2 separate regions of the Homo sapiens genome follow, and region 2 is linked to region 1. Evidence: chromatin loops called from intact Hi-C (ENCODE). Cell type or tissue: OCI-LY7. All regions are shown on one strand. Links, peaks and the distances in the headings refer to the core of each region. The heading gives the core; the rest is flanking DNA.

Region 1 (4,891 bases), core at 570-4,569:
CAGACATTTCAAAAATGGTTATACTTGTGGAGGGTACGGTTCATTATCTCCTCTTCCAAGGGAATAGGTATATGATTTTTCAGAGCTTGGGGTAATGCTCAGTTCTAAGCTCCTGGGATGCTAAGGAAGTAGCCACTCTTATGGGAGAGTTACTATTTGAATTGAGAGGTGTATTAGATCCCACAGGATCCCACAGGATTCCACAGGATGTCATATCAGAAGGCAAGGCTTATGGATCTGAACCTCTAGTCAAGGGGTCAGTAGGAAATCAGCTCAGGGTGGCATGAAAAGAACTTCCACAAGTCTCCACTTCCTTATCCACTTCCTAAGATTATCTTGCCACTGAATCCCATTAACAACTGGGATATCTTACCAACATAAACTTTTGGAGCTTTTTTTGCTCTATTTAGAGATTGTTTGTGTTTCTTTGTAGGTTATATGAATGTTGGGCTGAAGAGAACAGGTAGCTTAAAAATTATGTTCTCTAAACCTTCACCACCAAGCTGAAAAGGAAATGAATGTCAAGATCAGCTGCATAGGATAATAAATTTGATTAGCAGAAAACGCTCATGGTTGAGAACACTGGGACAGGAAGCAGCAATATACTGTGACTGGTGAGGCAAAGCTGAATGTCAGCGCTTAATTGCAAGGCAGGAGGCCATTATCCATTGGCAGCAATTCCCCCGGTGACTTTGTTTGTTTTATAACAAATTATTAAAGCGGTGGGAGAGCAGCATGCTAGGTAGCAACAGGCTGCCTCTGACAGGAGCTGTCTCCTGCTTCCGGGTACTGCAGCTTCATGGCGCCAGCCTTTGCAGGCTGTGGAGCCTGAGTGAGATGCAGAACATGTAAGGGGCCTACGCCCAGTGTTTGGCACCTCTAGGATTCTACTCACAGACGTCTGGACGTCTGAGGATAGGGCTTGGACTGACAGGTTTATTACTTTGCCAGCAACTAGCTGTGAGATCCGGTGCAAATTCAGCTGACTGAACCTACTGAACAGCCATGAGAATGAGCCTCGAAGACCTCCTCCCTCAGGGAGAGTGATTCAATCAAGGTCCCAGCTACTGAAATCTATCACCCAGATACTGAAGCAGACCTATTCCTGGGAGACAAGGAACATTTGGTCTGCAACCTTGGTTCAAGGACTCCTTGGTCTACTGTTCTTAGCTCAAGGACTCCCTGGCAACATTGCAGAACCTTCCTTAGAGTACAGAATATTAGAGGGTATATTTTCTTTCTCCTCTTTATCCAGGAGCAAACTTGACTGTGGTCTGATGGCTTTCCAACTCCCTTCCTATTTCCTTTAACACAGGCATCTTCCCTAACAAGATTCTTGCAGTTTTAATCCCAACTAGATGTCTGTTTCTTGAAACATTCAGACTTACACAGCTCATTTTTCTCATTTATAAAATAGGAAATATTCCTTCATGCTTTCCTTGCAGAGGCATTATAAAGATTAAATGCGACAATGTATGAGGGATGCCTAAAACAATGCCTGGAAAATAGCAGGTGATGATAAAATAGCAGCTTTTCCCTATTGTTGTTCTATTGCACTACATGAGGGTTGAGCCACAGCCCAGAAATTGATCAGAACCTGTGTTCCCAGAAGGTGTAAGAGCTGAGGCAATGCAGAGGGCATGTTTTCCCATCTACCTCATGGGGTATGACATATCTAGAAGTTTAATATATAGCTAACACATTTCTAGTATTCTGGGAAGTTTGGGGTTTTTTTCAGGGTTATATAGAAATATCTAAGATCAAAATCTCTTTTTTGTGAAAGATGAAGAAGGGACGAATTCTCTGGTTCTTTGAACCCTTGAATTCCAGTGAAAACATCACCCCTCCTGATGATACTTGGATTTAAAGTCATATTTCTACTTGCCAAATGACACATTGTATTTTCCCTGTCAATGCAATCAGTAAGCAAGTGGAGAAAATGGAAGGAGGGGGCTTTTCTATGCGTGAACTGAGTGCATGGCAGTGTAATCCACCATCCAAGTGATTATTCTACTAGCAAGTAATGCAGAACAGCCACTCACAGCCTGGCACGGGGGTGGGAATCTTGTTTTTATCAAATTTACTCCGGACACCTGGGAGCTGTAGAAATCTGTATTTGGTTAAGGAAATGTAATCAAACTTAAAGGTGTGAGTTACCTCTGAAGCACAAATATATGATGAATATGTATCCAGGGACTACATTTTCCCATGCAAACAGACATTTTCAAAATGCCAACTGGCAATAAAAGGAATCAGGTGATAGTGACCAGCAGCATTAACATGAAAACAGGTATCAGGAACATTTTCAAAGTCATCTCTTCCTAGCAATTCTGAAGGAGAATGGATTTTCAAAAGGCCAGCTAAAGCTTCAGCGTAGTTATTCTCTTCAGTCTAAGCTAAAGGCTTTCTTCATTAATGTCTACTCTATATCCTCCTCCTTCAGCCATTCAGCTTTTCTTTACCTCAAGCTTACTGCTTCACAGACAGAATTTTCACTAGACAGTCCAAGTGTTTTTCAGATCTTTTTGGCTTTTGACTTTGGGCCAATCTCCATCTCTGTTTCTGCATGCACCTGCCCAGCAGGATGTTAAAATAGATGCTCTCAGCGCCCAGGTGGAGATGAGCTCTTTGCATAACTGTCCTAGAGCCAGATGGTCGGATGACTTAGCACTCAGTCTAAATGTGTCAGAGACTTTAAACCCAGTTATACATCTATTAGGAAGAGATTCACAGATGCTGTTTCTTTATATTAATTTTTCTACTAATTTGGCAGTTCCAAGTGGAACCTAACTATAATTTTTCAAAGGCAAGAGCTTTGGGTCACTGGTATGGAATGCTAGGGATCACAGGAGCCCTGGAAGGGAATTTGGTCCAGTTCCTGTGCTTAAAAGCAAGGTGAAGCTCAGAGCTGCCTGATTTCCTCACTGGTCATTTTCGTTGTCCTAGAATCTCATCTGCCAAGTTGCACAACTTCAGGGAGGACTTTCCACAAAGCTGTGTAATGCAGCCTGCCTTAGCACAACATGGAATCGAAGAATGTTAGAGCTGCCAGGGAGCTAACATCTGTTGGCCAAACCTGCCCAGTGCTCGGAAGTGGAAACCAATGGCCAATGAAGTAGGTGACTTACCCATATCTCACAGCTAGTTAAGAAGAATCCCTGAAGTGTTACAGGCTTGAAAAGGTGTTGCCAAGAATAAAGCCCATTGCTCCCAAGTATGGTAATCATGGTTCACCAGGCTGTCTTCCTATTGTCTTGCTTCAGAGAAATTAATTTTAGAGTCATTTTGGATCAATATTTAACTTAACCAATACTTAATTTAATGATATTTAATTTGATAATAATTCAGTCAATACTTAATTTTTGATTTTAAATATGGTAATATTTTACTTTGAGGAGGAGCAAAATATCTATGTTATTTTCCTCTCTTTTTTGTAGAATTTCTCATGGCAAAGATTTGTAATTAATTTATAGGCTAGAAAGAAGTATGATCCTCCTATGAGGAACACCTTTGTATTGCAAAGGTGACTGTTCACTGGGGAAGACATGCCCTTTAGTAAATTTTCACAACAAGAAACATTTCCCCTGGCTTTAAAACTTTCAGGTACAGTACCACTTGACACACAGAGTGGGGATTAGCTGGATTCGCTGGATTTAGCAATTCATTTTGTGTCTCAGGGCAGTTATCTGACTGTATCCTTGGAACTAGAGGACTCAAGAATATATTTCTAATAGTTTCTGGAAGCTCTGAAAATGTTTCATAATGTATATATGGGTGGATATATAGACATACTTAGCTAACACTTACTGAGTACTTTACTATGTACAAGACACTGACCTAATCACTTTACATTGTTTACTTCACCCTGGGAAGACAGGTATTATTATACCCACTTTATAGATGAAAAAACTGAGGCCTGTGAGAAGTTAAGTGACTAAGTTAAGGTTGCTTAGCTAGCTAGTGGCAGAACTGGGCTGCTGAGTTCTAAACCCATGTATTCAACCTAAATGATATACTGTGGGCCCTACCCTAAAGCCTAGAACTGTGGTGCAAAGTGAGAACTTTACATCCCTGTTTTCCCACTCAAATGTTGCCTTTTCCAAAACCACCTGGCCTACCCCGCCCCCCATCCTGTACCCAGGCTCCACAAGCTGAGAAGCAGCAGAGAAGGACAGAAGAGAATAAGCTGCCGAATGTCAGAGAGAAGCAGCAGCCAGATGTCAGAGAGAAGCAGCTTGACTTCAGAGGGATGGCTTGGTGGCAGGACCCCAGAGAAGAGTTTGGCTGGTCTATTAGTCTGTTTTCACACTGCTGATAAAGACATACTTGAGACCAGATAATTTATAAAGAAAAAGAGTTTTAATGGACTCACAGTTCCACATGGCTGAGGAGTCTCACAACCATGGAGGAAGGCAAAAGGCACGTCTTACATTGTGAAACAAGACAGAATAAGAACCAAGAGAAAGGGGTTGCCCCTTATAAAACCATTAGCTCTCGTGAGACTTATTCACTACTATGAGAACAGAATGGGTGAAACTGCCCCCATGATTCAATCATCTCCCACCAGGTCCCTCCCACAACTCATGGGAATTATGGGAGTTACAATTCAAAGTGAGATTTGGGTGAGGACACAGCTGCTGGGGATGGCCGAACTTCAGGGAAAGACCACCTTCCCCTCCATCCCCTTTCCAGCTCTCCATCCCTCTGAAAGCCACTTTCATTGGCAATAAAATCCCCCATATCTGTCATCTTCAATTCATTCATGTGACCTGATTCTTCCTGGATGCTGAACAAGAGCTTGGGATACAGAGGGCTGTCACACTGAGCTGTTTAACACTTAAGATGTTGGTGGATGGCAAAGCTAAAAGAGCACTGTAACACATGACCTCTG
Region 2 (4,891 bases), core at 721-4,720, 110 kb after region 1:
ATGCAATAAAGATACAGTCGTTAGTGAACAAATAATGCTTGTCATTGTGTTCTCATTCACACAAGAAACACTTCAAATTACTTACAACCTAGAACAAGACAGACAAGTTCCTACTTTTATGGGATTTATATTTTAATGAGGCAAGACAGACAGTGAACAGATACAGTAAGTAGAAACATGTTAAGAGCTATGATAAAGATAAAACAAGGTGATATGAACTAGTGTTTCTGGGACACTAAGATTGAGTGGTCAGAAAATGCCCTTCTGAGTGGATGATATTTAAGGCAGGTATTGAATGACATGGAGGAGGTTGTCCTGGGAAGGTCAGAGGGACAGGACACTCCCAGCTGAGGACCTAATATGTGAAAGATATATTCCAGAGACAAACTGGAGATTGAGCAGAGGAGGGTGAGCCGGGAAAGGAGACATAGCCAGCAAGGAAGGAGGAAAATTAGCAGAGGAAACTGTTCCATAAAAAGGAGTGGTGAACAGTGTGAAATGCCTATGAGAAATTTAGTGAGATAAGGACGATCAAGTGACCATTAAATTTGACGGAATGTAGGTTGTTACTGATCTAATATTGCACAGTTTCAGAAGAATAGAGAGTGGTCCAAGGAAAGAATGTAAGGGAGAGAAAATGGTTGTAGCAACATAGTCAACACTTTTTGAAAGGTTTTTCTCCAAAAGGGAACGGAGAAATACAGTAGAAGCTGGAGGATAAAATCAAAGAAACCTGCTTATGCTAGTTGGAATAAATCAGTACAGAGGGATAAATTGATAAACAAAAGGATTTTTCAGAATGTGAGTCCTGAATTAGGAGAGGCATGTGTTCGAGAGCATGCATGCAGGGCCTGGTTTTGGGAGAAGCAGGGATGCATCACCTCTGGTAATGGAAAACATGAGAAAGTGGGTGCACAGAGGGTGATTTGCATCATAGGATGGAGGTTGGAAGACTGAGGAGATATGAAAATTGTGACACAATCTTACTTTGGAGAGTGGGAAGTGAGCTCTGATTAAAGTATAAGGATAACAAATCAGTATGGAATACCCAGTAAAGATCTGTGGTCCTGAGTTTAAATTGAAATCAGTCAGGAGAAATTCATGCTTTTCTCCAGGCCTGTTCAGCTGCCTGTATGGAATAAAAGATAACCAGAGTTAGAGGTTTTTTATGGAAAATAAAATGGTGGAAAAGAAGAGCAAGAGAGTTAAATGTATTTTTGAATGTTGCTATAATGATGTAGTATGAAATATCAGGTGAATAAAGAGGAAAAAATGAGAGATCACAAATAATAAGCAAGAATAAAGATCAGTGATTTGGAGAACTTGTTAAGATCAAAGCATAGCTGGAGTAGGAATGAGAGAGAAAGATGGGCAGGAAGTCTGAAGAATTAGATACAGAAAATTGAGGGAGCAGTACAATTATCAGTGATTTAAAAGGTCACGGGTACAACCATGGGAGTGGGTAGCTGCTGTATGATAGGGGAAAAGGACACTGAAAATGGAGTGGAGGCGGCCAAAGAACTGAGGCTAGGGTTTTGGAGGAGTTTTTCATGAGCATATTGAAGTCACCAATAAAAATGGCAGATATAGGAGTGGAGAACATGACAGATTCACATAATGAAATCTTCCGTGGATAAGAGGAAGGGGCCAGGAGGTTGGTAGATGCCAGCTGTAAGAAAGGTGGTCTAATACGAGCTTCAAAGAAGTCTTCATGTTTCAAGTGGGGAGAAGTGACATGGCAGCACAAAGAAAACAGACACCAACTTCATTATTAAACCCCAAAGGTTATCTGCATTAGTGACCAAATTACTATATTTACATCCAAATAATCCACATTGTATGGACAACACAAAATCTATTCCATCAATTGTCATAGCTAAAAAGGGATAGTATTTCACTTGAGTTTAACCCTCTTGTCTCTTTTTTATTCCACTGCATAAAGATTTTTGACCTTACTCACAGAGGTACTCTAGAGAATAATTAGCTATCAGTATTTGAAATTATTATACATTCAACTCTATATTCATTTTAAGATTTGCCTTATATGAAATAAACGTTGAAATCTTAGGGTATTACACTGGCAGAATAGAGAATTGTGATATAATGACCAGAAAAGATAAGACTAGGAAGGCACTTCATTCTCATAGGTAATAAGAATGCATGCTCATCCTTTCCTTTCCTCTTTGAAACTGCAAACATAACAATTTAACACTAAAGAGCTGATCTTCCCTTGGCTGAGTGAAGCTAATAATGCAAAATAATCAGCATATCTGGGGTACAATGTACAGGAACAACTTATAATACACACGTCTTCCAGTTCTTTTGACAAATGCCTTTGCTCTGACACCCTATGATAGATCCATTTCTATCTGTCTTCTTTTATAGTGTATCTCAGAAGGAGGGTAAGCAGAATTCGTAGTCTACAACACCACAGTTTGTTTTTTCATTTCACATTCATGATTACTCAAGTCACAAATGACATATGATGCAAACCAGTAATATGTGTTTGCGCCTGACAGAGGACATTTTTCATCTTGCAAGTTTAGGCTACAGCTTTGGCAGCAGGTGTTGTGAATCTCAGTGAAGTGAAACGAGCTTCTAAAGGTCCGACACACTTCAGAGTGTTTCTCAGGTCCGACACACTTCAGAGTGTTTCATGCTACCAGAAATAAAAGGAGCAGTCTGGCTTTTCTATTGTCTAAAATTTCTCTACATCATGAAAGTCTTCAGCTTCCTTCTAGGCTCTATAAACTAGACTAAATCATTTTGCTGTGGTGGTTTTTCTTTCTTCAGATTAGAGCCTAATTACCTAGAACCCACCTTTCCTGTCCTTTGCCATACCTCTTTCCTCTGCACACTTTGATATTGTTGGATCACAGCAGTGTGGGAGCAATTCCTGTACACCAAATAATTATTCATACATCTAGAAAAAGTACTGACTGATAAGACCTGGGCCACAGGAGGCACTTGATAAATACAATCAATTCTCTATATCCGTGGGTTCTACATCTGTGACTTCCACCAAATGTAGATTGAATATTTTTTTAAATGGATGGTTACACTTGTACTGAACATGTACAGACTTTTTTCTTGTCATTATTCCTAAACTGATACAGTATAACAACTATTTACATAGCATTTACATTGTATTAGTTATTATAAGTAATCTAGAGATGATTTAAAGTCTACAGGAGGATGTACGTAGGTTATATGCAAATACTACATCATTTTATATCAGGATCTTGAGCATCCCAGGATTTTGGCATCTGTAGGGGTCTTGGAACAAATCCCCGATGGTTACTGAGGGATGGCTTTACTGGCTGAACAACTTGAGTGACTGCAGCAACAGGTTACTTGTGAGTGGACTGTGAATAGCTGGGGGTAACTCTCCTACCTGCAGCCTTCTAGAGCCTGCCTCCATGTGATTTCCAGTCATTCAGGAGTGCTCTGCCCTAGCACTGCGGCTTTCCTTGCAGGAGAGCTACTTGAGCAGTCAGCACAAGTCCTCATTTCTGTTTGCTTCTTTGTTTTTTCTATTTTACAAGCACTTTTTGCCATTAATGACTTGGTAGTAACTTGGGGAGGTAAAAGGGAGTGTTATTTCCAGCTGATGCTTACAGAAGTAATGAATATGCGAAATATATAATCAGGATGAAAATCATCTCTCCAGCCACTTCCTTCTGCCTTCTTTTACCAACACAAAAGGACTTTGATTTTTTTAGAAGACTTTAACTGTCCAAGCACATCAACACTTCTGACTGCCAATTTGGTCTAATTTGCCCAATAACCACAGCTCTCAGATTCCTTCTAATCTAAGCAGACTTGTATAAAAAGACAGGAAGAGAACATATTTTAGGGGCCTCAGATACCAAGGCCTATGAAACACTTTTATGGTGGGGAGGACATGGATATTGTCATCATCATTATGTAACAGCCCCTGCCTGGGATAAAAACTCACCAAGAGACTTCATGTGCTTACCATCATAGTGAACACAAATTAGGTCACTTATAGCCTATCAAGGCATTCTAGATTCTGAAGGGAATGAACTAGAGTAAAGCTGCCTGGCAAAATTTGACTTGAGAATCTAGACTTCAAACGTATTCTTTTGAGGGCTGGAAGAGGTTGGAACATAAAGAATGTAATTTTGATGAAACAAGTACAAATATCCATTTGGAATAGTTGTATTTAGGGGATTGTTGGGCAAAAATTCGCTTCTTCTATTCCCCTGAACTAAGCAGAAATACTAATATTAATAAATAAAATGGCAGGTTAATGCCATCCCACTCAATCATCAGTTATTTAACCAACTTGTTTCTAATGACCCACTTAGGCATCAGAAGTTCTGGGGCCACATTCCAGAGGCCAAAGGACTCTTCCCCTCCTTCCTTTGCTTACATGGCTTACATTACCTCATGGAGGTATTTAATCCTCCATGCCCCAAACTCATTATCCATATAGCTGAGTAATTTTTTAGCACCATAAATTTGATCACGTATTTCCCTAGCTTAAAACTCTTCACTGGACTTTCACTTAGAAAAAAATCCAAAAATTAAAAATAAAAGTATTACATGATCCAACAATCCTATTTCTTATCCAAATAAATTGTATTTATCCAAAAGAATTGAAATCAGGATCTCAGCCTTAAAAAGGAAATTCTGCAATATGTGAAAAAATGCATGAACCTTGAGGACATTACATTAAGTGAAATAAACCAGTTACTGAAGGACAAACATTGCATGAGACCACTTACACGAGGTATCTAAAATAGTCACATTCATAGTATCAAAGAGTGAAATGGTGGTTGCCTGGGGCTGGGAGAGGGGAATATAAAGAGTTAATAATCAAATAAAGTTTCAGTAAGAAAGATGAATGAGTTCTAGAGATCTGCTA

What was found. Hi-C counts contacts between places; a loop is a spot of excess contacts. Peaks named below come from ENCODE experiments on the same cell type or tissue, not always from the same donor. Only the 100,000 strongest peaks of a DNase experiment are listed, where the experiment ranks them.
Region 2: it touches region 1 in a loop (11-fold over the local background); 1 of 110 quality-filtered maps calls a loop at or near these places.

Annotation. Positions count from the first base shown.
Region 1 is chr14:38,124,952-38,129,842 of GRCh38, forward strand. No RefSeq gene overlaps it. Among named protein-coding and RNA genes, the nearest start is that of SSTR1, 81 kb to the right of the region's middle. In OCI-LY7, for the core only: no CTCF peak of the experiment used is centred there; DNase peaks (open chromatin) are centred at 590, 2,030, 2,610 and 3,020; H3K4me3 peaks cover 3,704 bases; H3K27ac peaks cover 4,000 bases.
Region 2 is chr14:38,230,838-38,235,728 of GRCh38, forward strand. No RefSeq gene overlaps it. Among named protein-coding and RNA genes, the nearest start is that of CLEC14A, 23 kb to the right of the region's middle. In OCI-LY7, for the core only: no CTCF peak of the experiment used is centred there; a DNase peak (open chromatin) is centred at 2,594; H3K4me3 peaks cover 875 bases; H3K27ac peaks cover 2,650 bases.